2 separate regions of the Homo sapiens genome follow, and region 1 is linked to region 2. A link is a loop called in an ENCODE intact Hi-C map of the cell type or tissue named here. Cell type or tissue: HCT116. All regions are shown on one strand. Links, peaks and the distances in the headings refer to the core of each region. The heading gives the core; the rest is flanking DNA. Region 1 holds the start of LINC02417 (long intergenic non-protein coding RNA 2417). Region 2 holds the start of LINC02827 (long intergenic non-protein coding RNA 2827).

Region 1 (15,701 bases), core at 3,125-11,124, 67 kb before region 2:
TGTGTGACACACACACAAACAGCCTTGTCTATAGTTGAGGGCAACCAAGAGGCCTTATTAGAGCATTTTATTGGAATTGAATTGATTTATTTGGATGAAAAAGGAAGACAGACAGAGAGAGAGAGTGAGAGGCCAACTCAAGGCAGTAAAGATATCCTTTTTGAAGCTGAACTTCCAAAGTGTTGTCCTCTCAACCTTTCCCTAATAACAAGAGGGAGCTGCAGTATATCAGCCCTCCACAACTGTCCAATTTGTTTCAGTTCCTATGTCATTGAAAAATGCTTGCATATTTTGCATGCATTCTTCTTAATGATATATCAGTGTTTATTTTGGTATGAAAAGTATCATTAGTAAGGTGACTGGTTCTGAGATAAATATACAAAAATTTACATTTCATCATGGATCAAGGGGTCAGATAGCATACTAGCTTTCATACCCCCACCTACTGAAAGTCCCATCAAATAATAGAAATTAATTGTTGAAAAAGAAATAGAGTTATATTGTTGCTGGAAATTAAGGAAGGATTCTACCTGTGGACTAGAAATATTAAGGATGATTTTTTTTTTAGAAATAGGTTTGAATTGATTTAAAAAAAAAACACACAGAGAAGTAAAAAACAAAAAACCCTCAAGCCAAAATAAGTAGGATGAACTACACAAGGCAAGAATAGCTCTAGAGCACCCCAAGTAATGAGTGATAAAATCCATGTGGAAGAAAGAGCCTGGGACGTCAGTGTTATCAGGTGAATAGTTCAGAACCACTGGGCCAGTCAGGTCTATCCCCTCCCAGACCTCCATAAACACAGAGCAATTTGTAGATAGCCTCCCAGGCTAAAGCTGTTGTCACTGCTCTCTGAAAGGAGAGCTCTGACTCAACAAATCCTGTGAGGTGGGGCCAACAGGCAGAGTAGGACCTCAGGTGACGTGGGCTCCCAAGAAGGATATAGTCCCCATCATCAGGGTCATGCTACACACAGACCCCACCTGTACAAGCACTTCCCCACAATCACTGGGAAGAGCAACAGTAACTGGTATAGGCAACAGGGATTTCCGTTTGAGTCCTGGAAAAGCTTTGTAGTTAGGTATCACAGCCTCTGCAATAGCTAGTTTTTAAACATTTTTGAGCTCTTCCTATGGTCAGGTAATTGATGAATTTATAAGTGTTGCATTATTGAAAAGAACATAAAATCTCTGATAAGTCAAAATGTTTCTTTTATGTAATTATTGGTCCGTATTTTTATTTGTATTAATTTAAATCTTCTTCAGTGCTGTCCAATAAAAATATAATGAGAACCACGTGTTATTTAAAATTTTCTGGCATCCACCTTAAGTAAAAAGAAACTGGTAAGATTAATTTTAGTAGATTTAACTCATCTAAAACATGATATTTTCAACATGTAATCAATATTTTAAAATATTAATGAGCTATTTGACTTTATTTTTTCATACCAAGTCTTGGAAATCCAGTGTATGTTTAACACTTAGAGCACATTTCAATTTGGACTAGCCATCTCTGAATGGTCAATAACCTAGTGACCATTGGCTGTACTACGTGGCTAGTGGCTACTACATTCAACAGTGCACCTGTAAATCCTTGGTTATTTTTTATCTACTTGCGCTATCATTTTTCTTTATACATTTTGAAGCTGTACACAAAGGTTCATGAATGGACAAGAACAAAACAAAAAATGTCTTCTTTGACTATCAATTCTTTTTGGCTTTGAATGCATTTTATTTCCTATTAATATTGGCACAACTTTTTCTTGGTGCTAGCATTTCCTGGGTTAATGTGTATATATTTTTCATTAATTTGTTTTGCAACTTTCCATCACTTTCTTTTTGTACGTGTCCTTTTGAAGAACATATAACTGCATTTTGTTTTGTTACCTAGAGACTTGCTATCTTTTAATGGAAATATTAACCAAATCGTATTAATTCTAAATATTGGTATATTTGGACTTACTTTTTCATATCCTTGTACTTTTTATTTGCTGTGCTTTCTTGTTGTTTCTTTTCTTTTTTTCCACTCCTTACTTTTGCTGGATTAATCAAGACTTTCGGCGTTCTGGTTCCTTTTCTTTTCTTTTGGCAGTTTAACGTTGATATATCCTATTTGTATTCTTTTAATAGTTACCTTTTTTTCAGCAGAAGAAAGCAAATAATTTCCAATGATATGTGACTGTTGGTTGATAACTATTTTAGTTTGTCCTTTTCTGTTAGTGTTACCTTTAATTTTGACTAACTTTAAGTTACACATATATTTTCTACTTGTGAAAAAACTTAAACATTACAAATGTGGTCAAATTCCTCTTTGAATACATCCCCAATACAAGTCCCTTCTCAAGAGATAATGGCTATATTTAAGTTTAAAATATATTTTCTGACTCTCCTCTCTCTCTTTCTCCCTCTATGTATATATACACACACGCACACACGTATGTAGCATGTATGTGTGAATGTATGTACATATGCACCTATACATATGTATGTGTGTGTTTGCGTCCATCCACCAAAAGAAATATTTTCTGTGGCTCCGTTTCTGAATGTATCCTGAAGAAATAGTTGAATAAGTAGGCAAGTATATATATGAAAGAATGTTTCATAACCACATTGTAAAATATTTTAAAAATTAAAACCATCCTAAATATTCATTAATAGGGGATTGATTAAACAAATCATGGTATATCAAAATATTGCATCAAAAATGATGTAATATATTCTTATATCCATTGACATAAAAAGACGACTAGAATATATTCTCAAACTTTAAAAATTCAAGTTACAAACACACACTGACACACATACACATCATCAAAAGGATATTCACCAACATATAGCAAGACAGTGATTCCTTCCAACAGATAAGATTCCAAATGAGCTTTTACTTTCTTCTTTAATATTTTATACTGATCAAATTTTCTAAAATGAGCACATATACATGTTACACTTTTGAAAATATTTGTAAAAACATTACAAAGGTAAAAACCTTATTCCCTTCTTTCCAAAAAATCTTAAATAAAATCCATGTTCCAGGAAAACTTGTGATGTTTATCCAAAGGCTTCTCTTTCTCCCCAGCAGGTGACCTTGGATCCAGAAGACCTGTCCACTAGTTACAGAAGCAGGTTTTTGAAAACTTCCTGGAGATGAGAGAGGATTAGCAGTATGTGCTGCACGTAGCAGAAATCTCCAGCTGTAAATATTTAAGTGTCATTTCGGGTGTTATTTATATATTTGCTCAGCTGTCTGTACTTATGTTATCTGTATCCTAGATGTGTTTTTCTATGTTTTGCCTTAGCTAATGCTCTCCTGGGAAAGAAACAGTCTGTGAAGTCCTTCGCGTAGAATGCCAAGAGAGCATGACAAGCAGTTGGACATTTGAGCAATGCTTTTGACACTCCTGATGAAGATCAATAATTATTTCAAGCACCAATTAGTGCAACTGATGTTCTTAGTGTCATTGAAAGCATGCCTGAGAACAGCTGGAAACCTCCTATTTCTGGTGTAATATCTTTCTCATGGGAATTACACCTGAGATTGTGAGGTTCAATTCTACAGTCATTTCTCTACCCCAGGTATTGTTGCAAAAATGAGCAGCCTCAGTCATCAAGTTCCTAGTCAAATGCAGATTGAACTGAAGCTAATTCAGCTCATCAACATTTAACCTCTGGTCATTCCTCAGTCCTGCTAGAAGAGAGAAAGGTGCTGACGAGAGGCTTTTTAGCTCTATTTTTCACATGGATGAAGAAACCAAGGCCAGTTTCCATTCTCTAAGACTGTAAAAAGAATCCTAGGAGGAGTTTCTCCCCATTTTTTATTGTATTTTATTGTATTTTACTTTATTTTATTTTATGTATATATTTGGTTTTGGTAAAGACGAGGTCTCCCTGTGTTTCCCCGCCTGGTGTCGAACTCCTGGGCTCAAGCGACTCTCCTGGGCACATGGCTCATGTGTAATCCCAGCGCTTTGGTAAGCCGAGGCAGGAAGACCTCCCCATTTTAAAGATGGGGAAGCGGGCCAAGTCAGACAAGCTGTCTCTGATCTGTATGCTGAGGGCATTGTTTCCTGTCTCCAAGAACGGAGCTGTTTTTCCCAGGAATGGCTCTGTCAAGAGTCTATACACAGAGTACTTTTATTAAGGCCACATCAGGACAGCAGCTTAACCAAGCAGGGATGTCAGGGAGGCAGGAGTAGAGGTTGTCAAGGGAAATTTTGTTATCTTGCAACTCTTCTAGGCAGTGGCCAGAAATTGTTTTGAAAGACAGGCTTATGCCCAGGGGACGGAGAAATCCAAGTGTTACAGCTCCTGACCTTGAGGGTTTATGTACAACCTGAACACTAAGCTAATGTGCCATGTATCCTGGGGATGCCAACAATAACAGGTCAGGCTCCTCCATGCCATGCACGTGTGTGTGTGTGTGTGTGTGTGTGTGTGTGTGTGGTAACCATCCTCAAAACAAAGCCACAATTACCATGGTATTTTCTGTGACTCCACTTCTAGGGATGGTTATAGATACTGCTGCTGCATGGTAAGGCTATCAGGCCCTGTGCTGGCATGCAGGAGGTCTCACAAGATCTATCCTGAACCTCCAAGTAGCAAGAGATGTAGGCCATTTCAGATAAAAGCAAGGATGCCTAAGTATTATTATTTTTACATTTCTAAAGGAGTATCTAGAACGTCCCTCACTCCTGCATCCCATGACAGATCTCTCCCATCAGATATAAAGGCAGGCAAATGGTACCAGACTGTGGACTGAATGCAGAAGCTGCTGGCACCCAGCTAGGGACAGCAGATGAGCTACAGGCCTGGCTGAGAGGCACCCGTCTCCAAATCTGGGATTTCCCTGGTCCCTCCTATTTTTCCAAATAAGGAACTACTCTCCCAGTTTGCAGATGCAGAAAATGAGGCCTAGATATAGCAGCTGCGTCCACCTGTTTGTGACGCAGCCAGTGCCCAGAGCTCAACGGAAACTACTAAGATGAGAGTTTGTGCAAGAAAGAGTTGCCCCGTGCATTATCACAGCGCACTCTCGGTTCGCTCTTTGGGGCACCCAACCTGACAAATAAACCTCGTTCCTCTTATGAACATAGAACAAAAATCAAAACGGGATACTTCCAACTCATATCTCATCTCCTTCATACCATTTCTAGTCCAAGCCAAAGCCCCATTTCCCTATTCATAGATGGACTCTCAGACTTCTCCCTCGTCTTCTTCAAGTGAGTTTTGTGAAATGAGATGGAACAGATGAGGATCTTTTTAGTGGTACAGCACTGGGGGCAGGCAAGCCCATTCCTTCACAGAAAATCAGGACAAAATAAAAGCCAAAATCCAAAAGTCTCAGAATTCCAATTCTAGACCTGTGTGGTCCGATCTAGTAGCCACTAGCCACATGTGGGGCCACTGAACACTGGAGAGGTGCTCCATGCAACTGAAGAGCGGGGTTTTTTATTTCATTTCATTTTAATTAACTTAAAGACTGATCATTTTATTCTGTTATTAGAAAGCATAGGTATATATGGGGCAATTTAGGTTTGTAAATGAGCTTCTTCAACCATCAATGTTATGAAATCTAAGTACAGATCGGGTATTTCCAAAGAAAATTTAGTGTCTGAACTTAGATGTGCAATACAGGTAAAATACACACCAGAGTTGGAAGACTTAGAAGGAAAAAAATGTACGGCTCATTATTAATTTTGTATATTGACACATCAATTTTAATGATATATTTTATTTAAAACATATCTAAAATATATTGTGTTAAATAAAATACATCATTGAAATTACTTTCACCTATTTCTCTTTTTTTTTACGTGTGTAAACATGATTCCTGGGAAATTGTTAATTGCATATTCTATTTTTGTTGGTTCACTACCCCAGACGTCTGACGTTCCCAGGGATGGTGCTGCAGAGGGAATATCCTGGTCCAGAGCTCCATTCATCCCTCGCCCTCTCATGTTGCTAAAAGGTCCCTCTAGACCATTTTCCAACTTTCTCTTTCTTCAGTACTGTTTTAATATTACTAACTTCAGGGAATATCAGCTTCCCTTCACCTTTATCTCACCGACAGCGTTGCTCTCCTCTGCCTCCTGGCTTTCGAAGATCCATCTTCTGCTACGAAAAACCCTCGTCTTCACTCCCCATTCTCAATGTTTTCCTTTAACACCACCTTCTCCGGCTTTTTCTGACAATTCCTATCTCTTGAAACAGCTTCCTTGGAGGTGGAGGGGAGAGGCATCAAATCACACGCCTACTCCTTCCTGCCTGTCTCCCACCATCACCCCTTCTTGCTCCTGCTGAGTGGTTCCCACCTCTGTTCTTCCCTCCATCCCACCTTTTCTCTGTTTCACTCACCCTTTCTCGGTGCCGCAGGATCTCAGGTTGGATTTCTAGGATACAGACTCTGCATGGAGATGGAGATCAGCCTGCAAGGGGTCTACTGGGGGCCTGACCAGCTCATGCTCCCCAGACCCGGCAGGCCTCCCTGTGGCGTTCACTCTGGCAGCAGGCCCGAATGGCTAGGTTGTCTCAAGCCACCTGTGCCCAGGTTGCTGAGCTGTTCCAGGCATTCCAGGAGGTCTACGGGGAGGCGGGGGGGCTTACCCCCATAGACCTCACTCACCTTGAGAGAGTGAGGAAAACAGGATTAGGCAGAGACTGAACTTGAACTGCGTTGCTTTCCACAGAGGCCTCGTCAGATCCCTCTGGAAGCTGTGGCTCTGGGGAGGCCCTTCGGAGTCCCCGTGAAGGAAATCAAAGAAATGAACCTTTGTGTCCCTGGATCAACCAACTGGATCCAGGATCCTGATGCCCCCCAAGGAGTGGCAATCTTGTCTACACAACCCACCACTCAAATAATTCTCTTGAAAGCCCCCAGAGATCTCCTGATTTCCAAATCTAAACCTGTTTTCTTGGGCACCTCCTTCCTGGTGTCTCTGTAGCCCAGGCCCCCACTGAACATCCCTCTTCTCCTGAGTTCTTTCACTCTGCACAGTCCCGACCCTCCCACATTGTTTCTCTCATGGGCTCCTTCCCCTCCTTAGACAGCTTCTGTCTTCAGCCCTGTTCTCTCTATCTTTTCTACCCTCTCGCTCCATTTCTTCTCTTGTCAGCCCAACTTCTTTCCAGATGATTCCAAAAATCGCATCTCTTGCCTCAGCCTCTCTCCTAAGAACCACAGGTCATTCCCACTGCATTTGCTGGATGTGTGCCCCTGGAAGAAGGTGGCCTGCTTCTCAAACCCGGCTTGCCCCACACGAAACTCAACCTCACATCACTCCAGGTCTCCTCCAGACTTCAGGTTTTTACCCCCTCACCCCCAGCACACTCCTCCTCCTGCACCGCGCACAGCAAGCTCTGGGGACTCCTTCGCGGCAGCTTCTGCATTCAGGTCTTCATCTCAGGGGACTGTGGCTGTCATCTCCTTCCCGCATGGCCCTGTGCGAAGCCTTTCCCAGCGGTCAGCTGCGGCATTGAGAGCACTGGTGCTCTGGGGCACAGTGGCGTGCTTCGCGTTCCCTGCCCCCCAGTAGCGGCCTCCCTGACCTAGCAACCTGGTATATGGATAACCCGGCTCGCTGCAGTCAAGTTTCAAAAGAACATGGTTGGATAAGCACAAGGCCACCGTTGCTCTGGGAAATAACCCACAATGCACGCCCCACTGCTAGGACAGACCCACTTAGGGACAGCTTTGCACCTCCACTGGGTGCAGGCAGGGACAGCTGGGCCCTACCGTCTACTCTTTTTGCTCCAGATTAGGAAGAATCTTGATTCTCCCTGAGCCCAGGGAATGCAGGGCCGATGGTCCCCAGGACCCTGAGAGGGACAGGGCAGTGATGGGAGTCGCGGGGCGGAGGATGAGGGGAGGGGAGGAAGGGGGCGTGGGGAAGCTCTATGTCATCAAACCTTGTCCCTAAAGTCCCTGGGAACCCCCAGGAGCCAACCTCTCCCAGGGGCCGACCTAGGCAGGAGACAGAGGGATCTGAGAGGGCGGGTAGGGCGGGGGCTGGGGGCTGCGGAGCGCGGGGAGGTTTGAAAGCCGCTGCGCCGCGGCTCATCAAGTCCATCCCTTCCCGCGCTCCCCGCAGGTTTCCCGCAGACAGTCGCACAGTACCCCTCACTCCACTTAATTCGCTCCGCGTGCTCTGAATCACAGAAAGGCAAACTTGCTAACAAAGAGGCGGCCCGCCCGCGTGCGGGGTTCCCGGGCGCGTCCCGCTGGCCAGGTGAGGACGGCGGGCACTGGGCACCGCAGCGGGGCGCGGGGCGGGCTGGAGGCGCGCGGACACTCCCCCGGCCGGCAAGGAAGGGGCGGGCCGAGGCGCGGGCCGTGTGCCGCTGGGTGGCCCTGCGAGCCGCCGCTCTCCGCCTCTCTAGGCTCAGCTTCCATCACCGCGTGGCGGAGCCCGTGTCCGGGCCAGGTGAGCGCGGGCGGCTGCGGCGGGAGAAGCGCGCCCGCGTGGGGTGGGGCGCCGGGGGCGGGGGAGGGAGGCTGGGGGTCCCGGCAAGGCGCCGCCACCTCCGCCGCCCGCAGTCCCTGATGGACCGTGGCGGGGCCGGCGGGCAGGGGGACGCTGGCTGCGGATAGGGGTGGGGCAGGCATCCCGGGGGAGTCGCGGCGCGTGGGAGCACGCGTTGGTGTGTGCAGGGGCCCGCAGCAGGGGGTCCTTAACCACACGCCTGAGTCCGCCTTCTGCACTTGTGCCTTGGGAAGAGCTCTGGGCCTCTGGGGGCCGTGTGCCCTCCCGGGACATGGCTGTCCCTCTTCAAAATGTCACTCTCTTCGCCCACCCTGAATTCCAGTAGCTGCCTCTTGTGCACAAGCATAGCCGACAGGCTCAAACTCGGCTTAGCTAGATGTGGACAGGTCGTGGCTGCCTGCCCCACGCAACACAGAGTCTGCTAAATGCAGGCACCTGCTGTGTGTGGTGCACGTTGTTCCCAGTGGGTCAGGCTGCCTGTACAGGGAGGTCCTGTGTTCCCTGGGCACGTCTGTGCATTTGTGGCAACATGATTATGCAGGCCCTGTCACCTGTTTGTGTGCCCATCCCTGCACATGCAGCTGGCTGGCTCCTATGAAAGGAGGAGGGTCTGGAGGTTTTGGGGTGTATAGCTTTCCTAGGCGATATGTGCAGTGTTAACGTGTGCATTGGCTGGAAAGTGTGAAAGGGAGGCGGCTCAATTGGGTTCGGCCGGACAGCATCTTAACATAGGTCTCAGCTGCTGTGTGTACAGGAATAGTGTCCCAGGGGTCTGCAGTGTGTGGCAAGTATTCTGAGGTGGGGTTGTGAGAAGAGGCGGCTTCTGAAAAAAGTCCTAAGTGCACTCTGGGGCATCGGGTGTATGCAGGCGGAGGGTGGGGTGGCAGGAGAATGAGGGTGGTATTAGGCCAGGGTGTGTTCGATTTGGGGGCAGCTTGTAGTGGAAAGCAGCAGCTGGAGTCTGGAGACCTGGATTTGAATTGGAACTTAGTGGTTGTCACTGTGTCATTCGCTTTGTTGCCTGGAAAGGTCGTCTGGGGCTCAGTTACTCTGTGTGCAAAATGGGACTGATAATCACTGGCTTATCTCCCAAGGAGGCTGGAAGCTCCCATTGGTCAATGCCTGAAAGTGCTTTGGCAGCAGTAAGGTTCCCAGGGCCAGGGGCACTGCTGGGCCACAGGTGCAGAATTGGTGGTCTGGGGAGTGCTTGGGTGGCCTGGAGCTGTTTGGTTTGTGGATAGTAGGCGAGCCATTTGCAGGCTGCTTCCTGTCATATTCAGCACAGCAGGAGTGTCTGACTCTTGCGTGTAAAATATGTATAGACCTGTGTAGTTTCTTATAGTTCTTGTATGAATGCCTTCTATAGCACAGGAGGAAAACTGGCTTTGCTGTCTTTAAATCGCCCTGGAGCACTTTGCCTTTCCAGAGAGCCATCCTCCAGATGAACCAGTGGGCTTATGCCCACCATCTTGCTTTTACCTTTATGCCAAATGAAGCAGTAAGGAACACCCTCCTGTTTGCAGCCGGAGAGATAGGAGATGAAGAAGCGTTCCCAGCCAAGGTCACAGATCTAGGGTGTCAACTGCAGGCCTCTGTCTTTTGCGGTATAGAGCCTTCAGATCCAGAGCCAGCCCTGGCCCCAGCTGAGGAGGGGAGGGGAGGGGAGGGAAGAGTCACGCCAGACAGCACCAAACAGCAGGACATGGTTTGGTGGTTTATCTGCCCTTGGATGTCACCTGTCACTGATAATTTTTTTTTTTTTTTTGAGATGGAGTGGGATTACAGGCGCCCGCCACCACACCTGGCTACTTTTTGTATTTTTAGTAGAGAAAGAGTTTCACCATGTTGGCCAGGCTGGTCTCTAACTCTTGACCTCGGGCGATCCACCTCCCTCAGCCTTCCAAAGTGCTGGGATTACAGGTGTGAACCATTGCACAGGGCCCACTGAGACATCTTTGTATGTGGTAGCTGTTTAGTAATGTCTGTGAAAGCGAAGAGCCCTGGGTGGAGGATGCTGGAAACCCAAGTCAGGTCCCAGCTGTGCCCCTGCCCGCCATGTCCTGGGGAAGGTTGCTTTGCCTCACTGGGTCTGCTTCCTCATTGGTCCAAAACAGGGCATCTTTCCAGATTGTCATTCTGATCTCAGCTTGTGTTTCACTTCCTCAGAGAGGCCTGTCCTTATCCCCATCTAAAGTGGCCACCTCCTCGTCACGTTCACATCACTTCCGTGATCTGTTTCCTCTGTGGCACGGGCCACCCTTTCTGAACTTCCCTTTGCCACGTCCTACTACAGTGTGAGCTTAATGAAAGCGGAGACTGCGTTTGTCCTGTCACCTGCTGGCTCACCAGCACCTAGACACAGTAGGTGCTCAAGAAATATGGTTGTGTGAATGAGTGAACAAAGAGGTTAACAAGGGGCTGGGGATGATGCATGCCTGTTTTTCAAACTGTGCTCCTAGGAGCTTTGGACGGGGAGAGCAAGCCCCATGGCCCTGGATCCCTCACACCAGCAGCTTGGGGTTCATCTAAGTTACATGCCGGCTTCCAGGTAGGATTTCCTTTGAAGAAAGTGTTCTCCCACTAAAATAAAACTAGAAAGCCATTGCACCAGAAGACTTCAAGGGGTCTTTTCATCTTTTCAGCTCCAAGTTGAAACAGTTGTACGGCACCTGGAAGTAATGCACACTTGGCCTTCTGTGAGGGTCACAGGCAGGATTCACGCACACAGAGTGGTTGTTCCTCGGCTCATTTCGGTTTGGCCATGGCATTGATCCACAGCAATTTTTATGCAACTGATTTAATTTCCTGAATTTTTGGTTGGAGTTAATATGAAAACGATTTTGCATACAATACGGTAGCAAGGGCTATGTGGGAACTCTGATCCATGGGAGAGACAGGCCCTGGACAGGGAAAAAACACAAAACATCTGCAAGGTGGAGAAACCACACATGGATATTTGATAGCTCCTTATTTAAGGTGACTGTGTTTGTCGTCGTCCTCTGTTGGGTATGTTCCCAGGCAGCCTGCCCAGATGTGCCTCATCCCCAGGAGATGCCCACTCAGCATTGTCTTGCTTGAGTAGTTGGCAGTGCAGGGGAGCTCTGCTCTCTGGGCGAGTGCTGAGCCTGCAGGACAGCCACGTGGTGCACCAGCCTTGGCCTGTATTTACAGCAGCCATGCATCCTAGGGTTTCCAAGCTCGTCTCCATGTAAAACATTGTCTCGTGCTGTTTTTTTCTATAAATACACTTGGAAATGGTAGGGCAACTGCTGTGTCCAACACTGTGCCCAGGTTTGGGGCACAGAACCTAGATTACCTCTCCCTTTTCTTCTTTTCTTTTTTTTTTTTTTGACAGAGTCTCACTCTGTCGCCCAGGCTGGAGTGCAGTGGTGTGACCTCGGCTCACTGCAAACTCCACCTCCCGGGTTCACGCCATTCTCCTGCCTCAGCCTCCCGAGTAGCTGGGACTACAGGTGCCCGCCACCACGCCCGGCTAATTTATTTGTATTTTTTTAGTAGAGACGGGGTTTCACCATGTTAGCCAGGATGGTCTCGATCTCCTGACCTTGTGAGCCACCCGTCTAGGCCTCCCAAAGTGCTGGGATTACAGGCGTGAGCCACCGCGCCTGGCCATTACCTCTCCCTTTTCTAAGCCCCATGCGAGGAGCATTACTGGCCATGCCCGCAACAGACAAGAGGGCATCATTGTTTTGTTTGGTTGGTTTAGGAGGGCTATTAAGGGAGATTGTGGAGACAAATGGAGAGAATATGGGAGCAAAGAACTGGGCCCTCTGTTCACTCCTTTTGACACTCCTTTGCTTCTTGTACATGTCCCCACTCTGGCTGACTTTGGTGTGTTTCTGGACTCACACACCACAGCACAGATAGAGTTGCAGAGGGGGCAACAAATATACACTGTGCACAAATATTCACCAAGTGTCTGCTATAAGCTTGAACCTCCAGGCCCTAAGAAATGCATCAGGACCCAGCCCCTGAATGCTGAGTGCTAGTTGTTGAAGAGATTAAACTTACACCCAAGAATAGGTGAGAAAACAGCCCAGTGCAGATTGAGTGGCACCCACCTGGCCACACCTGGAGCTCCCAAAAAGGAAAGGTGGGCAGAGCCTGCAGGCGAAGGCAGCAGGCAGCAAGGGTGGCAGGAGAGCTCAGCTGTGGGGGTAGATGGTCCAGGCGTGGATCCTGGCTATGCCCCTTCCTCTCCGTGAGAACTTCCCTGTGTTATGTGACCTCACTAAGCTTCAGTTTCCTCATCTGTAAATGGAGAAAATGACCTGTAACTCCTAGTGAGGTGCATGGATGCCTGCCTGAGCTGAACTCAGTAGAGGGTATGGAGCACCCAAGTGTCTGATGACCACAGTGAAGTGGTTTGGAAAAGGGCCCATGGTGAGGAGGGGGCTCTCAGATGGTGACCGCTATGGGATTGTCTGATGCTGGTCTCCTCTGTCAGTAGTCCAGAGGTCTGTGACCTCCTGCTGGTTAGGCCCCAGGCCAACCAGGCACCCCCTTTCTTCCCTTTCCAACTGTTACTTCCATGCTACTCCCCACAGACAACTATGGGAAGGAAAGTGTCTGCACCCCAACAGCCTCCTCTCCCTTCCTCACCGCTCATGTGCAAGCGCATGGCCCTGCTTAGAGCTGAAGTGTCCTTATTGTGAAATGCCGAAAATTGAGGATGTTACAGAGGCTCAGGAAATGTTCGGGAGAATTGCTTTGATGGTTCCCCAGTCTGTTCTGAAGCATTGAGTAGGGGCCCCCATTGATGGTGGCGTGGGATAAACCCTAGTGGCTCTCAGCCTCGTTCCAATTTACTATTGCTAAACATGGACTTCATCGTTTGAAAGACTTTTGTCAGCCAGACTTCCATATAAATGAGAATTTGACTCTGTATCTTTAAAATATTAATGAAAGGCCATATCACTAATAGTTTGGTTTTACTATCCAGTGTCTAGCTTTCTGCTTTATATCATTTACATTTTTAAAAACATCAGTTTAGGTCATTTACTAACAGAATTCCAGTGTGTTTAAAAGGCTCAGAAAGGGGCCGGGTGCAGTGGCTCATGCCCGTAACCCTAACACTTTGTGAGGCTGAAGCAGGAAGATCGCTTGAGCCCAGGAATTCAAGACCAGCCTGGGCAACAGAGCAAGGCCCCGTCTCCACAATAAGAAACATAATTCTATTCTCAGGTAGTGTTGAGGACTATTATTCTAAAACCAGGGTACAGGACAAAGGTCAAAACCCTACTACTTATCTATGAAAGGCAGCTATGAAAGAGAAATCTCTTTATAGCATTTCAAGAATATTTATGGAAACTTAAACTTCTACTTGCCAAAAAGGCTGTACAGTCTAGCTACCATACCGGCTATGTGGTTAAATAAGATAATGTAATTTTTTTTTCTAACTGACCTCAAACAAACAGGACAACACAGCTCACCTCTATCCTTTGTACTTTTTTCTTCTGAACCTTTTTTTTTTTCTTAAAATTTTTTTGAGTCTCACTTTGTCACCCAGGCTGGAGCACAGTGTCTTGATCATGGCTCACTGTAGCCTCAACTTCCCAGGCTTAAGCCATCCTCCCACCTCAGCCTCCAGAGTGGCTGGGACTACAGGCATGTGCCACTACGCCCAACTAATTTAAAGAATTCCTTGAAATGCCTAACAATAAGTTAAGAGGGATGAAAGGAAAAGGGAACTATCCATGACCCTATTTTTTTTTCCTTCTATGTCATCATTTTGGCGTTAGTGGTTGGTTAAAGCAGGAAGCAACACAAATGAGAAAGGATAGGATATCATAAGATTCCTCGGTTGTTCGTGTTTCTTAGAATGTATATCTTTCTGCATTTGAACAAAGTTCTGATTCCAACATAGAGTGTGGCTTTTCAGTGCTGTGAACGACCTGTTTACTCTGTCGCAGAGATCTTGTCTTGGGCTCACTTTGAGGTTCTCTGAGCTCCCATGCACTGTGGATCCCTGGAATTCTGTGCTCACAGGCATCGTGAACACCATATGCAAATAGAGAGCAGGAAGGCACGGACACACATATGCACATGTCTTCAGCTAATGTTCATGTCCCACTGTCCCACTGGACTTCACTTATGAGACACAAGTTCAAATTTGAAATTATCAAGAATTTCAAGATGCCAACAGCAGGACATTAAACCAAATGCAGGGTCCTTCCAAATGTGAGCCTGTGAGCCCACACATGTTGCACACCCATGAAGCCAGCCCTGCCTCAAGGCTTTGTGGTCACATTTTTAAATGGTGGCCCAGTTAAGGCAACACAAGTCCTTTCAACAGGTGGGCCATCCAAGGGCCCTAGGATTCAAGTTAGTCATTTGTATGTTTAGAAAATGATGGAGGCTTCCATTTCTATTAATATATCCAGATCTCCACCCTCCTGCTTTACGTCATTTACATTTTTAAGAGCTTAGGTGTTTTACTAACAGGTTCTAAAAGCAAATGATCGGAGTAGAGGTGGAATTGTCCATTTTGTCTGTCTGAGATTTGGAACAGATTGAAAAGTAAAAAACTTCTAGGAGTTCTTAGGCCCATTCAGATACTCACTTGCTGTTCTAGGCATGACCATTTTTATACCAAAGCTGAGCAGATAGGTTGGGATGAGGCAGGGCAGGAGGGAAGGAGGGAGTGGCTTAGTTATTGAGGGAGTACTCTTTGGGAGAGAAGAGAGGCACAAGGAAGAGGATGTGAGAAAGTGCCAGATAACTCCGCATTTGGGGATCCTTTTTTGTACATGCAGAGGCTTCTAAGCCAGGCTTTCCAGAAGAAAGAAACTCCTCTGTGTGGAGAGAGAGGGTGAGACAGGAAGTTAGAACTGGAAGCACTGGGAGAGAATGAAATCCTAGAAAGGCAATTAACACTTTCTGACAGCACTGAGCAGATAGCTAAGGGCTTTCAACTCGCAAGTACAGGGAATCAAATGCTAGTACACTGAACCAGAAAGGGGGCGGAGGCAGAAGGAAACCCCTCTCCTCTTTTTCAGAAAGGAGAACTCGGTTAGAAAGAGCAGTGATGGGTAACAGTAAAAGTTTGGTAAGGAGAAGCCACATTTGCATTGTACCTTTAATTCGTTTAAATTATCCACATTCACCTTGGTTTTAATTTATTGTATAAATAATGCTAATTGTGAGTAGCTATTTTCACCATTAAATTTGACAGATACGTGCCTGGTTGATGCAAATTCTCCAG
Region 2 (15,701 bases), core at 3,469-11,468:
GGTCCCGCTTTCCACCCTGGCAATCTTCCACACATCTGGATCCCAGCTGCTGGCCCTGGCTTCAGCAATTCCCTGACTCCACTGATGCTGATGTCTTCTGCATGGGAGTTGGGGAGGGGGGCTTCCCGTGGGAGCTTAGGTCATCCCTCTCCCCTTTCAAGGATGGTCTAGAGAATGAATCCATCTGTCAGAGGCATCCAAGAAGAAAGGCCTGGGCCAGGATCACATGGAAGACCCTGAAGACAGGATCGGGTCTTGCCTGCCTGGATTGAACAGAGACGCAGTGACCAGTCCCATCTGCTCCCACCCTGCTGCCCTCTGAATCGAGAGTTTGAGGCCATGACCAGGGTAACGTTCAGCTGGTAGAGACAACACAACCCTGCTGGCTGTTTAAGCCATGCTGGAGTGGTGCTCACAGGGTAACAATTGTAAGTATTTTGAATATCACCTCTTAATCAAAATTAAGATCAATAGACATTTCAGTTTCTGGTGTCTAGCCTCACCTCCGCCTCCCACCACCTCTGGCTGCCACCCTTTACCTGAGCCTCCCAGCCTCCCTCAGCTCTGCCCAGTGCACCTGCGCCCTGAATCAGGGCCCAGCTTCTGTAACCTCCTCTTTATGGCCATCTTCTGCCCTGTTTCCCACTGATAGTCATCGCACCATCCACAGGCCACAGTGCTCTAGAGTTAGCTGGGGAGGCCTGGCAGCAGGCCTGGGTGGTAGGCAAGGGTGGGGTGGTCCCGCTGATGCCATCTTATCACTCCTCAGCTGAGTGATGAACAGAAGCAGCACTTGAGCCAGACTCTGACCAAGAACTGCGGGCAGGCTAGAGCCACACAGATCCCCGCCTCAGTAGACCGGCTGCAGCAGGAGGTACACCATGCCCTATGGCCTTGAAGGCCAAGCAGACACAGGTTCAAATCCTGACTCTCTTCTTTCCTGTCTGTGTGGCCCTGGCAAGTTACTTACCCTCTCTGAGCCTCGGTTGCCACATCCCTAAAATGAAGCCTCTTTAGGGTATGTGAGCATTAAATTCGGTCACACCTGTAAAGTCCCTACCACCGTGAGAAGTGCCTGCTGAAGCCTGGTTCCTCTCCCTCCCTCTCCTTGACTCCCTCCTCCAAACCCACCCCTGCTGTCTTCCCGTTCTGGGTCCTGGTGGGCAGGAAGCTGGCAGTACCAGGAGAACTCCATCTCCTGCCAGGATCTGGGCCAGGAAGCCTCTCTCCGGGTTTCTCCTGTCTGTAAGGCTGCCTTCCTTCTTCCCTGGGGAGCGGGGAGCTGAAGCCCCATAAAAGGGAGCGCTACCCGACGGGGGTATTTCAGCTAAGCCACCAACAGAACTCCCCAGTTGTGAGCCAGCAGGCAGGATGCTGAGGGACAGAAAGGTGGTCTCCTTTCCAAGAAAAGATGCGGCAGATCCCTCCAGCGAGGCCCACCATCCTGCCAGACATAGGGGGCGGGCAGTGGACCTCAGAGCTGTGCTGTCCAATACGGCAGCCACCGCCCACATGTGGCTATTTACAGTTAAATTAAACAAAATCCAGTTCCTTGCTCGCACCAACCACATTTCAGGCACTCAGGAGCCCCAGATGGTGAGTGAACGCGGAGCTGGGCAGCACAGATGCAGGACGCTGCCTCCATCGCAGAAAGTTCTCCTGGACGCCACTGTTCCAGATCCTGATGGGTTTGTGTCAGAAAATCCAAGTCTGCTCTACCCACCTGCTCTGGTCCCCCTCTCTCTGCCACCCCACTCCCCACCCTCACCCCCTGGGCCTGGGGCCTTGGTCTTGGCCCAGGGAACGTCAGGCAAGTGGAAGACATAGACGTCATGAGCTCCAAGATCCAGGGGCATCATGGCTCAGTGCGGAAGCCCTCACCCCATCTCCCCAAGACTCAGGCTCAGCTCCCAGTTGGCAGAGGGGTCTCTTTTCTGAAATAGTGGCCTAGGGCACACGTGTATACACAGGTGCACACCCACAGGCACACGTGTACCCCACAGACTTAGCCCTGGACTGGGATGGGGCAGCACACACCACTGGTCAGCCCTGTGCAAGACTAAGTGTGCAGTCACTGGGCCGCGCCTGTGAGGACCTGGGCGAGACAAGAATAGGACAGAATCCCACCCGCGGGCTCGCTCAGAAAGCCAGACACACAGCAGGCAACGTGCAGACAGTGTGAGGCTGGGGCACCCCCAGAATAGGGAGCAGGGGAGGGGGGGAGGGCTCCGTGGGGCAGGGGCAGGGTTTGCTTAGGTGGAGGGGTGGGAGTGGCACGAGGAAAGGTACCGCTAAGAGCAGAGGCGGTGTCACCGACCAAGACCTGCAGGGCACCAGTGCACGCGAACGCAGGCCCTCACACAGGCCGGGAACAGTTAGAACCCCAACCTGCATCTCAGGCAGGAGACCGACCCCCAGAAAGCAGTGGCTGCAGAGCCAGGGCTAGCGTCAGGCCTCCCAGCAGCACCCCATGGATGTAAATGACACGGGCACGCGCACCTGCATTCACACGACGATGATCACAAAAGTGTCTCTCATTAACTGCGGGTGCTGCGCCAGGCTCTCTTCTAATTGCTTTCCATGAATCACCTCTTTCAGTCCGCACGATGGCCCAGGGCGCAGGTCCTTTTGTTGGCCCCATTTTACAAGCAAGTGGCCCAGCAGTCGTGCGGCGCCAGCACACACAGACAGAGACACAGGGATGTGTGAGGCCGCGTGACTCCCTGCCCTCGCTGCGCCAGTCCCTGCCCTGTCTGCTGCAGTTATGTTCGGCCAGGACGCCCAGCACCCCCGTCCATCCCTGTGGACGTTTCCTAGCCCTGGACAGAGGATTCACCCCTTCCTTCTCTGGGGTTCACACACAAGCTTCCATTGTCTTCTACTAAACTACAGTAAATGCTACACTACTTCAGGGCAGGACTGGTGCCTGACTCATGTTTGTTCACTCCAGGCACATGGCAAACCTAGCAAAACGCTGGTAGCTGAACTAATGAACTAATACCGCTCCGCCCACCCAGCCCCATTCCCACACCAGAGACAGCCTCCCAGCCGCTGTGTTCTGTGGCCCGTGTAGGGACTTGGAGTCTCAGGGCCCTGACTCAGAAGGGCAGGAAGTGGCCTGAGTCCGCTGCCTTTGAATTGCTTTCCACCCTGGCTGGCACTTTCCTGCCCTGGAGTGGTGCCGACGACCCCGGGCCTCACTCAGCATTCACACCGGCCCCTCTGGCCAACACTGACCTGCCCACACCGTGGACTCTGGGACACCCTTTGTGTCCCTGCATGTCTGGGGCTCTGAGGTTTCACCTGGGAACCCCTGGCAAGGCTGGTCCCTGTCCCCGTGTCCTGCCTCCTGGATGACCAGGGCCTCCTTGCCCCTTGTGGCTTGTCACCAGCCTGCGTTCTGTCAGGCAGCAGTACACAGCCCCCCTCTCTGGGGACCCCCCCCTCCATCTTGCCCACCTCACAGACCTACCCTGCCCCCAGGACACCCAGCATAATCTCCTTAAAGGACCTGGGTGACTGCAGGTAGCAGATAGGTGTCCTGCGGGCAGTGCTGGCCCCCAGAGACCAGCTCTCTGCTCAAACAGGGAAGGCAGAAATCGCAGGGAGAGCAAAGAGGGGTTGGGTATTTGAATCCTGTGTCGTCGGCCCTGGAACCCCACACAGGCTTCTCACCTCCAGCCTCTGCCTCCCCCTGCAGTTCAAGTGCTACGGATGCAATAGCTCAGCGACTGGCAGCGCAGCACGTACCTGCTGTCGTGGGAGGTGAGAGCCACCAGTGCCCGACAGCGGCTGCAAGGCAGTGGTGGCGCTCTGCAGCCAGCCGGCCCACCCCTCCAACATCTGCAAGGGGGTGGTAAGTGCCCCAGCGCAAGCTGGGGACAAGGAAAGGGCCCCAGCCTGGCCTCCAGGAGCCCCCAAAGGGCTGGGGTCAGGCAGATGGGTGTGGGAATAGCAGAGCACACATGATTCTTGGCCATGAGCCCACAGTGCCAGGCCCCTCAGACGCTCTACAAAGCCCTGGGACAAGCAGCTCCTGCTGAGAGAGTCCAGGGCACCATGGCATGCTCCTGGGGCCACCCACGAAACCTGTGAGCCACTCAAGGCCAGGTCCAGCCCATGAGTCCTCTGGTCCACCCTCTGCCTCTGCCATATGCACCGGGACGGCCAGCCCTTCCTCCCCACCTGTGCCTGCTTCTGAGCCAAAGCCATGACACCTGCCCTTCCCTTGCAGGGAGGCTGCCTCACCAAGCTACCTGCTACTCATGGGGGCGATGGGCATCAGGGTGGCCTGCCTGGAGGTGAGTTGCAGTTGGGAGATTAGGAGGAAGGTATGTTGCAGTTGGGAGATTAGGAGGAAATACTCACTCGGGATATTAAACTAGGCTCTGAACCCGTCTCCAGCGGCAGATATCTCCAGTAACTGGGCTGGCATGTCCGTGCCCTGCGCTGCTCTCTTCTCTCAGCTTCCCTTTGCAACCAAGGCTGATTCCCACAGTCAGTCTCTCCCCCAGAGAACATGAAGGAAGATGCCTGAGGGACAACATTAACTTGTCAGGAACAGGGGCCTGGGAGGAGTGTGGATGTGGGCTCAGGTACGGGCATGCACCTTGAGTGTGTGCATGTGGGGGTCAGTGTGCAAGCCTGCCGTGGTGTGTGTGGGTCCGTGGGGGTCCCCATGTTCCCGGGTCTATGTGGGTGGGGTGGTATGCACTGTGTGTGTTTAGGGTGCTTGTGCATGTGTGAGTGTGTACATATCTGCATTCATTCCTGTGTGTGTCTGCGTCTGTGTCTGTGTGTGTGTGTCTGTGTCTGTGGGTGTGTGTGTGTGTGTGTGTGGGTGTGTGTGTGTGTGTGTACCATCAGCCCTCCATATCCACAGGTTCTGTATCCTTGGATTCAACCAACCATGGAATAAAAGTACTAACAAAAAGGATGGTTATGTCTGCACTGAACATCCTTGTCATTACCCCCTAAACAATACAGCGTGACAACGATTTACATAGCATGTGGATTGTATTAGGAATTACAAGTAATCTAGAGATGATTTAAAGAATGTGGGAGGATGTGCAGACGTCACATGCAAATACTGCACCATTTTATATCAGGGACTTGAGCATCAGTGGATTTTGGAATCCAGAACAACTGTATATAAGTGCGCGTGTGCGTGTGTGTGCGTGCGCGTGCGTGTGCGTGTGCTTGTGCACACACATTCCCCTGTGTACATCCAGCTCTCTCCCTGAGGATAAGCAATGCCCTTGGCTCCCATTTCTCCCTTCCACCCAGTCCCCCTGCTGCCACCCAGGAAGTCAAGGTCACTCTCTCAGGCTGCTGTAGTCAAGGGTCCAAGGGAGGGGAGCCAGGAAGGAATCCTCAGAGGTGAGAGCCCCCGCAAGTGTAGGCTGTCCTTCTAGAAGGGGCCCAGCAGTCCTGCTGTCCTACCCAGCCCTTCCCCGTCCAGTGCTATGAGCACCGTCTAGGGAAGAGGAAGAGTAGTGCTTAGGCCTCAGAAGACCTGAGTCCAGTCCTGGCTTTGCTCCTGTGTGACCTCGAGCTACTTAACTTCCCTATCCCTCAACCCTTCATCTGCAAAATGTGAATAATTTCTTCAACCTCCTAAGGTCTAAATAAGAATAAGGTGATGCCTGTGACCCACTTACAGCACATGGCACAAATGAAAGCCTCCGTAAGCCTTTATCCAGCTGTCCGCAGACTTCAGAGGATTTCCGATACTTCCTCTCACTGGGTCCATACAACAACCTGAGACCCAGGCCAGACAACGAGTAGCGTTCTCACTTTACAGATCAGAAAGTTGAGACCCAGAGAGGCAACTTGCCCAGGGTCTCACCCCCTGAAATGGCGCCCCGATCTCCTGATATTGGCCCTTCGCTTTCGCAAACTCCCTACCCCGACTCAGAGGTCTGTGGGAAAGAGAAGCAAGGGATGGTGGCCTTGGCTGGCTTGGAGAGACTCCCAGCATAGGGTCCTTTCAGATGATGGTGCCAGCTACCCACATGGTCTGTGGGCCTGGAGGGTCCAGCTACAGCCTAACATGCTGGGAGGAGGGTCTCTAGCCTTTGGAGGGACACTCACCTTGGTTCTGCCACCTGCAAGTTGTGTGACCTAGGGCCATTTATTTCATCTCTGAGCCTCAGTCACTGATTTGTGAAATGGGGCTGACCGGACCTCATCTGGTAGCTGGTGATGGGAATTAGCAACACCCATGGAAGTGTCTGGCTCACTGCTGAGCAGATAGCAGGTGCTCAACATGTGACACCATCATTTGTATTCTCTCTGCAAGGGCACACTGTCTCTCAAAAAAAAAAAAAAAAAAAAAAAAGCCCCAGTTTCTCCCTGGCCAGACCAGCCTGCTCCCCTTCATCCTCACTCACCTGCAGGGCCAGGGAGCCCAGGTGGCGTTAGCATTGCCGCTCTTTTGCACCTCCCCAGGGCAGGTCTTCTGTCCCATGTGCTGAACCCCAGAGGAGTCACCACTGGGAACTGGGGCAGGGCTGCTCTGTGCCACTGCACCAGGCTCAGCTGAGGTTTCCAGAAATCTGTGACTCCCCGTGCAGAGGGGGCCTGCTCTGTATGGACTCCGACCAAGCCTGGCCCACTCTGTCTATTTCTTCCTGACCTCTCCAGCCCCGAGAGCACATAGAAGCTGCCAGATGAGGGCAGTGAGGCCGAGGGCCGGCAGTAGGGCTGCAGATGCCCTGAGCCCTAAGGTCAAGGTGGATGGAACTGCTGTGTAAGTCTGATGCCGAGGAGACCAGGTCGTTGGGCTTTCAGGTGAGTGGACGCTTTCTCCCCACTCACAACCCCCACCATGCAGTCTCTGCTCCTCCATGGTCACTGTGGAATGGCTCCTGATGGCGCTCAACCCCTTGCCCTGTTTTCTCCCCTGCGGTCCACTGAGCCAGCCCTGCGGCCGCCAAGTCTCAGGTTAGAGCTCCCTCTCGCGGCCGATGCTGGGCACTACATTGCCCAAGACCCAGGTGGGCCGAAGTCTTGAGAAAGGGCTCGCAGTCATCGTCGCCAGCAGGCAGACACCAGGCACCTACCTCCCCGACATACCCAGCCTGGTACCTCGAAGACCAGTAGCCTTGAGCTACACTTGGGATTCCCAATACAGTTTCAAAACCGTCTAGCTCATCTTTCAGGAACCTTCCAGGGTTCACATTCTGATTTTTCAGTAAGGTTCTCACCTCTGTGACCAATTACCTTGAGACTGATGTCCTGCACCATCCTGGAGTGTTGGGATCTGCAGGTCGTGAAAAGGGAAACCAAGCAATCACTTTGGAATGACTTCCTGGAACTTCCCTGGCCCCTCCTTCGTGTTCTCTGATGACAGCCAGGAGCTGACTCAGAAACCTCATAAGAAGCTGAAGGCATGACGACTTCCCTGTTAAAAAAAAAATGTCCCACGTGTGGCCGAGTGCCACACCCAGGCAGCTGCCGAAAAAAAGCACCAGACACCATGCAGCTGGGCCCCAGGGCCCGGCCCAACCCGGTTGGCCTTCTCCGGCACCTGCAGGGAACTTGTCCTGTCTTGTCTCTGCTCGCCCCCTGCTGGCTGCCTGGAGCCATTCCGTGCTGGTTTCTTCGCGTCTTCTGTCAGGAGAGAGATGCTGATGCTTACTCAGGGATCCGGCGGGTCAGTATCCTGTGCCCTCTGCACGATTCAGGGTGGGGGTGTGCGCGTGTGTGTGTGCATGTGGACCCACATTGATGAGTCTGGCCCATACACCTCCACCCTTATTGGACCTCTCCTGGGAGCACCCTGGGAACACACATCTCATGCAGAAGTGTGTCTCTTGAGAGCCTAGCTCCTCCTGTCCTCCCCCAGCATCAGATGTACACTGTACGAGACGTGAATTTTGCTTACAGCACAAATCTGTGCTGGCCTAACAGCTCCCTTCTGGCCTCCCCCTTAGCATGGATCAGAAAGATCCAGAAAGTGCACAGGAAAATCATCAACCCATGAGGTGGGGACAGGGGAAGAGGGCATGCCGCATAACACCTACGTGGGTGGAGGGGCTGTGACAGCCACTTGCTTAAGCTGGTGGGACATGAAATAACCTCCTAAGCCACATTTCAGCTGTGACCCTGAGGCCCCGAGGTGGATTAACAGAGCCCTCAGCACCGAGTCTCCAAGCTGAAGGCAGTGGTCACACTCCCTGCTGCCCTCCAGGTTTGGAGGGATGGAGAGGAGAGAGGAGGGGAAGAAGCTACCTTCTTCACTAGCCTTGCTGAGAGACAAGTGGGTACGGCCCACAGGCACCTCCACCAGCCTGCCCTCTACATCCAGATTCGCAAGGTCAGGGCGGCAGCAGCAGCTGGAAACATTGGGGAAAGTCGGGGTGTTGTTTCTATACTTAGGGGAATCTACTGTCACCCCAGGTGGCACGGGACATTCACGGGGCTGCTCTAGCCCAGTGCCCCTCTCCTGCAGACAGAGTCGAGACCTGACAACAGGTCATCATCATTATCAGGATCATGATGACATTATCCCAGTGCATCCTTGAGTGGGAGGGAGGAGAGGAAGAAGAAGGTGGCGGGGGGCAGGGGGTGTCCATGAAGAGCAAGGTGGGAGAATAAAGGTCCTCTGTGTTTTAGAAATGGGAAGTGAGACGGGGCGGACAGCGACCTTCCCAAGCCTGCGCGTGCTTTGGGTAGGATGCTCCAGCCCCTTCCTGTTCGGCCCCTGGTTGCCGACAGAGGGGCTGGCAGGCGGGACTCCTGCGGCTGGGCTTGGCGCTGCCTTCTGTGCTCACTGTCAGAGCTGATGACAGCTCTAGGGGCTCCTCCCAGAGTCTCCGTTTCCCCCATGGCTCTTGCACATGGCAGAGCATCCATAACGGACCTGAGTTTTGTTCCGGAGTCTGAGGGCAGCAAAATACAGGCCGTTTCCCAGAGAAGAAGGCGGCTTCAGACAGCTCTGATGAGGGAGCAGAAATACTCACTCGGGATCTCATTAAACTAGGCCATTTCTGGAGAAGCCCTAGGACCACAGACCCACAGCATCGACGGGGAGCTTGTTAGGAACGAAGACCCTTAGGCCCCCACCCAGGCCTGCAAACTTGTAATAAGGGGGTCCCCGGGTGGTTTATGTCCATTAAAGTGTGTGACACCCTGCTCTTGGACAGTAGTTCTTGGAGTGCGGCTCCCCCACTTTCACGGGCATCACCTGGGAGCTTGTTAGAAGTGTGGAACCGCAGGCCCCACCCCAACCTAAGCGGGAAGCTGCCCTTTCTCCAGGCCCCAGGGGACTCACATGTGCACTGGGCATGAGCAGCACTGCTCCAGAGCCCTGATGGCTGACAGCCTCAGGGAGTTCTGATCTCTCTTTGCTCCTTTGCCCTCTCCACCTGCAGGATGGGTCTCATCTGCTGCTTGCACCGAGGCTCCAGCGACATTTTTACTCATGGTCAACTGCGTCCCCTGCCAACTGCCCTTCGAAGGACAGGCGCCACATCCACCTGCCAGGCCTGCAGCATTAGCACCAGCTCCACTAGGGCCACAGATGCCCCCTCCTCTGTGTCCAGCCCCTGCAAATGCACCAAGTGCCTTAGACCATGGCTCCCCACCTAGGCGGGGACCCTCAGCCCCCTCCCCTCCATTTCTGAGCCCTCACAGCCAGAGCCTTGGCAGGAGAAGGACCCTCACCAGGCACGGGGGTGCCGGGGACCACAGGAGGGTGATATTTGGGCCCTCTGCTCCCTCCCAGCTCCCAAACCTGGGACAAGGCTGAAAACCCGGGTCCCCTGGGATGCCTGCATTCTGGGCAGGATCCCCACCAGTGCTCAGAAGCCCTCGCTTTGCTGTCCCCTCTGGGAAATGCATGGGGTGGGACAGGTAGGAGTGGCTCTTCCCCTAGATGACCTAGCTAGCCCTTCAACCTGCCTACTCCCCACACTGCCTCACCTGGAAAGCCGTGTCCTGCTGGCCTCACTCCTTCCTGCAGGGCCTGGAGGTGGGGAGGCCAGAGGCAGGGCAGTCACAGGCTGGGTGGAGCTGCCAGGGCAGGGATGTGGGGTATGCTGGCCACACTAGCACATGCTGCACCAGGAGCAGAGCCCTGCACCCTGCCTAGTGGCTTTCCCAAGAGAAACCCCTCTGGGAGACCCTGGCTCCAAGCCCCGGCCTCTATAGTAATATGCCCCTCGGGGATCTCCTGGTCTGGGGCCTGATTCTCAGGAATGCCAGTGGGTTTTTTGTTTTTGTTTTTGAGGCAGGGTCTTGCTCTGTCATCCAGGCTGGAGGGTAGTGGCGTGACCAGGGCTCACTGCAGCCTTGACCTCCCAGGCTCAAGCGATCCTCCCAGCTCAGCCTGCTGACCAGCTGGGATGATAGGCAGGCACCACCACACCTGGCTAATTTTTTAAACTTTTTGTAGAGATGGGGTCTCCCTATGTTGCCCAGGCTGGCCTCAAATTCCTGGGCTCAAGCCATCCTCCCACCCTGGCCTCCTATAGTACTGGGGTTACAGATGTGAGCCACTTCGCCCAGCTGAGGCATGCCTGGTTTCAAAACTATCTTCAGCTCTTAATGTTGGTGGGTGTAAAACTCATCCCAGCGTGGACTAAATCACAGGCCCTGCAGAGTTGGAGGGCTGAGAAGGGGCAGCTCTGAATACAGGGGATCTGCCCGAACCTCACTTTTCCTGGGGCCCCTCTCCCCAACCCTGGGGCCACCACCGTGTTGCTTCCAGAGGGTCTCGCTCTCCTTCCCTTTTTCCGCCCGTCCCAGGCTGGATAGAGTCCCTTCCTTTGGTCCTGTCTTGCATCTGTCTTGAATTAGGCAGGGAGTTTTCAGGAAGAACTTTCCCAAATACTAAGGGAGAACAGAGAGGAAATCCTATGAAATACAGAGTATTCATGCTGGCAGTCTCATGAAGGGTAGGTATCAACTTTTGCGACAACCATAGGTACCCCCCTAAATGGCTATTACAAGTGGGCACCTTGAGCATAACACGGGAACCCCACGCCTGGCCTCCATACCTCCCAGGTCCTGCACTTCTCCCCAGAGGTGGGCCCTCTTCCCCCTAAAGCACAGCGCCTTGTGATGCGAAGGCCGAGGCTGGGAGAGGTCACACCTGGTCTCTCCACATGTTCCAGCTCCCAGCCTGCTGAGCACAGCCCTTGCTGACCTGGGCTGGCCCTGAGGAGGGGTGTGCTTGCTCCCGTACACAGGAGTGACCTGAAGGCCCCTCACTGTGGTCACAAACACAGCCCTAAACTGTCCAGAAACTGTATCCTCAGAGCGGGAAGTGCCCACGTGGACAGAGAGAAAGCCAGCCTCTCGGGGCAGATTGCCGCCTCTACTGTGAGGATTCTCCAGGGGCTACCGAGAGGCTGGGCTGGTTTATCTCCTCTGCCTAGAAAGGCCTGGGGTGGCCAATGTGAACTCATTAAAAGGAAAACCAGCTTTCCCAGAAATGACTGCTCCACGGCCAAGAGAAACAGTGTGACGTGATTATCCTTGCTGCCCTCCAAGCTGGGCTTCGTGCAGATCATCGAAAACTGATCGTGACTCCCCAGAGCTCTGAAGTGCTGCATATCAACTGACAAGACCTACAGACTGAGGGCTGAGAAAGAGGGAGCGTGCTGGGCCAGGGTCTTGTTCTTCCTGGTGGGGCACCAAGAGAGGCAGCAGTGGGTAGGAGGGCTATGGTTTGACCTGTCTGCCCTGGCAGGGATGGGAGACAAAGGTGGCAGCCCAGGAGAGCCTGCCCCGTCGGCCCCAGCCCCATGTGTTGGGTTGGGCCAGCCTGACTGGAGGCAGGATTAGCTGTGATTCCTGCACTGGCGGTTGTCCAGCCCAGATTTCCGTTGGGGAGATTGGCTGGTCCAAGCTGCAGAAAGTGGTAGGACAGCCCAGAGCTTCTTGGAAATACGACCTCCATGTCCAGGCCAGCAGCCTGGGAGATGAGACAGGGTTGGAGGAAACAGAGGCCCAAGACAGGGCAGGTTCTGCCTAGGAATGCACAATGGCTGGAGTCCAGAGCCCAGGATGCAGCCCCAGCTGGGTGTAGCCCTCCTGCTGCCCAGGGTGGAGATGGATGCCCAGGGCAGGTCCTCCCGGGCCCCTGCTTGGAGGCCAGCAGTCTTGAGTTCCTTGGAGAGAGAGGACATGCCTGTGGAAAGTCATCACCAGTCCTGTATAGGGCAAAAGCCTCCTGCCCACCAGGGCCTGGGCAGAGAAGCAACAGGTACTGGGATCCCACACAGCTCAGGCCAGCACGTCCACACCCTGCACACGCCATGCCACCATTCCCCAAGGGGCGGACACCAAGACAGAAGGGTACGTCCGTCCCTGTGTCCCCCGCATGACGAGTGTTGGTGGGAGGCAGGGAGTGGACAGGGATGGAACCTGGCCTTGGGGGAGGGGATGAAGTGTGTGTGCCCATTCCTCTCTTTCCCCCGCCACACTCCCCGACAGTCTAGCCTCAACCCCGGGAGCCCTCCAGGCAGGGCCACCTGCGGGGTGTCTGGCGAATGCCTTGTACTTACTGAGGGCCTGCTGTGCACTTAGAACGTGCTACTTGCCGTCAGTACATTCGCTTGCAGTTACTCCAACAAAAAGGTATTTCCCCCATTTTACAGGTGAGGAAATTGAGGCTCAGCAGGGTTAAGAGGCTTGCTGGTCAGCAATAATGGCTGTTGTCTTGCCACCCCAGCCGGGTAGAAAGAAGCAAAGCTGAGCTGGGAGCCCCCTGTCCTCCGCGTCCCATGGTTCTCCATCTCTGTAACAAGTGCTCAGGCTGAGGTTCAGAAACAAAGTGTCCCTCAGGGCACCATCCGATAGCAGCAGCTTCGGCACCCCCTCCCACCAGGTTGAACGGAATCTGGCATCTGGGCCAGGTGCCAGCTGCCCTGCACATGTGCGTGGTGCAGAAGCCTAGCTTATTTCAGGCTGACAGCCGGGCCCCCCTGGAGCAGGGGCTCAGGCAGCAAGCGAGCCTGGCAACAGCCCGGCCCATCGTCTCAGGTGCCAATGCTGGCCCCGCAGTGAGAGCAGGGACTGGCCCTCAGCCCTCGGAGCCTTCACACAGGGTGTGGAATCTCATGCCCGTGTGGAGATCACTGGGGGTTGGAGAAAACCTCAGGTCACGCCCCCTGCCAGAGCCAGCCTGGGCAGGGAGGGGACGCCTGGGGGTGTGTTGACCACCTCCCCCTCAGGCGACACCCCTCTCTGCCTTCTTTCTCCATGCTATACGAAGCGCCTGCTGCTGCCGGGGCTCTGGGGTGGACACTACTTTCTGTTTTGGGAAGTTCACCTTGTGCACGGCCAAAGGCCCTGACAGCCAGAAGGGCCCAATGTGGCCCTGGGGGCAGGGGGGCCATGGTATGTCAGTATGATGTGCCCGGGACCCTCCAGCCCTGTTGCCAGCTTTGGTCTCAGAGTCTGCCACTCCGGGCCCCTCTTCAAGGATTTCAGGCAGGGGCAGTGAGGTGGAACAGTCACCATCACCACCACCCACCCTAGGACCTGCCTTGAAAACATGCTCCGTGTACTGGCCACTCTGAGCCTGAGGAAGGAAAGGGGCTTTGACTGGCTGCAGAGACAACCAGTCTCTGGTACCGCCGCTGGGTGGTGCTTACATCTGCTGAGAACGTCGTGACCAAGCGTCTAAGCCAGGAGTGATCAAACTTGAGTCAGCATCACCTGGGGGGGGATGCTTTTCCAGATTGCTGCCTCCACCACCAGAGTTTCTAATCAGGAGAAGCAGAGCAAATAACTTGCATTTCTAACAAGTCCCCAGGGGCTGCTGCTGGCCCTGGAACCACACTTTAAGAACCACTGCTTTAGACCACGCCCCAGGGACACTGCCACCCCCCTCAGGGTTTAAAAGTCCCTCAGGCTGCCCAGCTGCAACTGTCCCCCTACCTCCATCGTGGGGTTGGGGATGAAGCATGCCGCTATGGTCGCTCACAGCCGACCAGGAAAGCCTTCGCACTGTGCATCTGTGCGGCGCCTGCCCTGCCCTGCCCTGCCCTGGACGGCTCTTGGATGGTCTGTGGCCTTGGCCAGGAGACCCGGTGGCTGGGTCCCTTCCTGGAAGGAGACAGATTACACTCCCCAGCCTGCTTTCCCACCACCTCCTATGTGCCCTGGGAGAGGCACGACAACATCCTTGTTGCTCCCTTTTCCTACTTTTTTAAAGTTTTTTGTAGAAACAGCGTCTCCCTATGTTGCCCAGCCTGGTCTCCGATTCCTGGGCTCAAGTGATCCTCCTGCCTCAGCCTCCCAAAGTGCTGGGGTTACAGGCATGAGCCGCTGTGCCCTGCCTCCCTTTTCCTGCTTCAGCACATGGCCCAGCCCATGCTCCCTGCCTCCCATGGGCCTTGCCTCCTCCTGCTTATAAACCCGGGACTCCCCTTCCCCAGCCCGCCCTGTGCAAGTGCGGCTAATCCTTCAGGCAGCCCAGTGTCAGCAAGGCCAGATGGGCTCCTGGAACCAGCTGGCCCATGGATGTGGGTCATCACAGTATTCCAGAAACAGAGACGATGGCTTAACCTACTGCATATAGAGAAACTGCTCTCATTGTAAACACACCCCTCTCCATAGCTGACCTCAGTGTAAGCCCAGCTTCACGTGCTAGGGGCATGGTAATGAATAATAAAGGATTCTATCTAGACTACCTCTGTTGATTTTTTTCCCTCCACTGCGAGGAAACCCCTGCCATCAGTTCACCAAATGTATGGTGACATCCTGAAGCCACGTTAGCTGTGGCTTCCCCCTGAGTAAACCCGCTGGCCACATTGCGCAGGGTCCTGCTTACCCTTCTGTCAGCTCTGGTCATGATTTGTTTGAATTGACTTCTTCTGCTCACAAGTGTCATTAGCTCCTGGCTGTCAGCGAGAGCCAGGCTCAAACATGTGTACTTGAATTGTGTTCCTTGTAAAGCTTTCTGTCTCTGGTCAGTCAATATCTTCACACCGTTTACCAGGATGCGCAACCAGCCTGTTAAGAAATCTGCGGTGAGCCTTTCCCCACTTCGTGCACGGCCCTCTGCCTGGATGCAGGAGAGGCAGAGTGTGGGGAGAGGTCACAAGCAATGGGGCTCCCCCTGGCTGAGACACACACTCCTACTGCCACCTGGACCCCCAGACGACCTCACTCCACAATGACAGGGTTTCTCCACCTTGGACCAGCTGGTTCGTCCTCATCCCCAGATCCAGAGTTGGACACCTTTTCATCTCAATGCAAAAAGACGAATCTTTGCTGAGGCCATCAGGCTGCCCAGCGCAAGGAAAAAGAAATACGCTTTCCCTTCTATGACATGGACACTCATTCTCTCTCATTCACTCTTCTGTCTAGAAAACTTGCTTGAGGTGGGGTGGGAAGCCTGAAGAGTACCCGGGTAAGCGGAACTCAGGGGATCCCCAGACAGAGGGGTGGGGGTGGCCTGGGAGGCAGCTGAGAATGGAACCGCACACCTGGTGTGGTGTGAACCCGACGCAGCCTGGCCACGTGCTGTGTGAACAGGTGGATCCACCCGAGGTCCAGCGGGGACCCGCTTCGCACGAGAGCCCCAGCCCTGCCCCGCTCTCCTGTGTCTTCAGGACCTCCTTGGCCAATGTTCAGTCGTTCACTCAACGGCCACAGCAGCAGCCTCTGACTGTCTGGATGTTGAACAGGGGAAGGAAGCCAGCCCAGGGCACGCTCACCGTCATCTGTCCCATTGGACCTGG

What was found. A loop is a pair of places that touch in the nucleus more often than their neighbours do. Peaks named below come from ENCODE experiments on the same cell type or tissue, not always from the same donor. Only the 100,000 strongest peaks of a DNase experiment are listed, where the experiment ranks them.
Region 1: it touches region 2 in a loop (7-fold over the local background); 8 of 110 quality-filtered maps call a loop at or near these places.

Annotation. Positions count from the first base shown.
Region 1 is chr12:3,358,774-3,374,474 of GRCh38, reverse strand. It overlaps LINC02417 (long intergenic non-protein coding RNA 2417), which reads right to left and starts at 6,367. Exons shown (of 3, transcript NR_146865.1): 1 at 6,351-6,367; 2 at 6,050-6,210; 3 at 2,874-3,190. It overlaps LOC100128253 (a long non-coding RNA gene), which reads left to right and starts at 8,353. Exons shown (of 12, transcript NR_148995.1): 1 at 8,353-8,416. RefSeq lists enhancers at 8,302-8,852, 8,853-9,405. In HCT116, for the core only: no CTCF peak of the experiment used is centred there; no DNase peak of the experiment used is centred there; H3K4me3 peaks cover 1,754 bases.
Region 2 is chr12:3,291,937-3,307,637 of GRCh38, reverse strand. LINC02827 (long intergenic non-protein coding RNA 2827) reads right to left here and starts at 7,275. Exons shown (of 5, transcript NR_187483.1): 1 at 7,225-7,275; 2 at 4,369-4,533. It overlaps LOC100128253 (a long non-coding RNA gene), which reads left to right. Exons shown (of 12, transcript NR_148995.1): 3 at 162-428; 4 at 770-874; 5 at 1,577-1,688; 6 at 3,701-3,856; 7 at 4,235-4,301; 8 at 6,646-6,792; 9 at 6,924-7,056; 10 at 7,197-7,657; 11 at 8,102-8,320; 12 at 8,987-9,124. RefSeq lists a silencer at 6,581-6,875 and an enhancer at 7,476-7,695. In HCT116, for the core only: CTCF peaks have their summits at 3,682 (motif pointing left), 6,974 (motif pointing left) and 7,599 (motif pointing left); DNase peaks (open chromatin) are centred at 7,007 and 7,457; H3K4me3 peaks cover 842 bases; H3K27ac peaks cover 1,261 bases.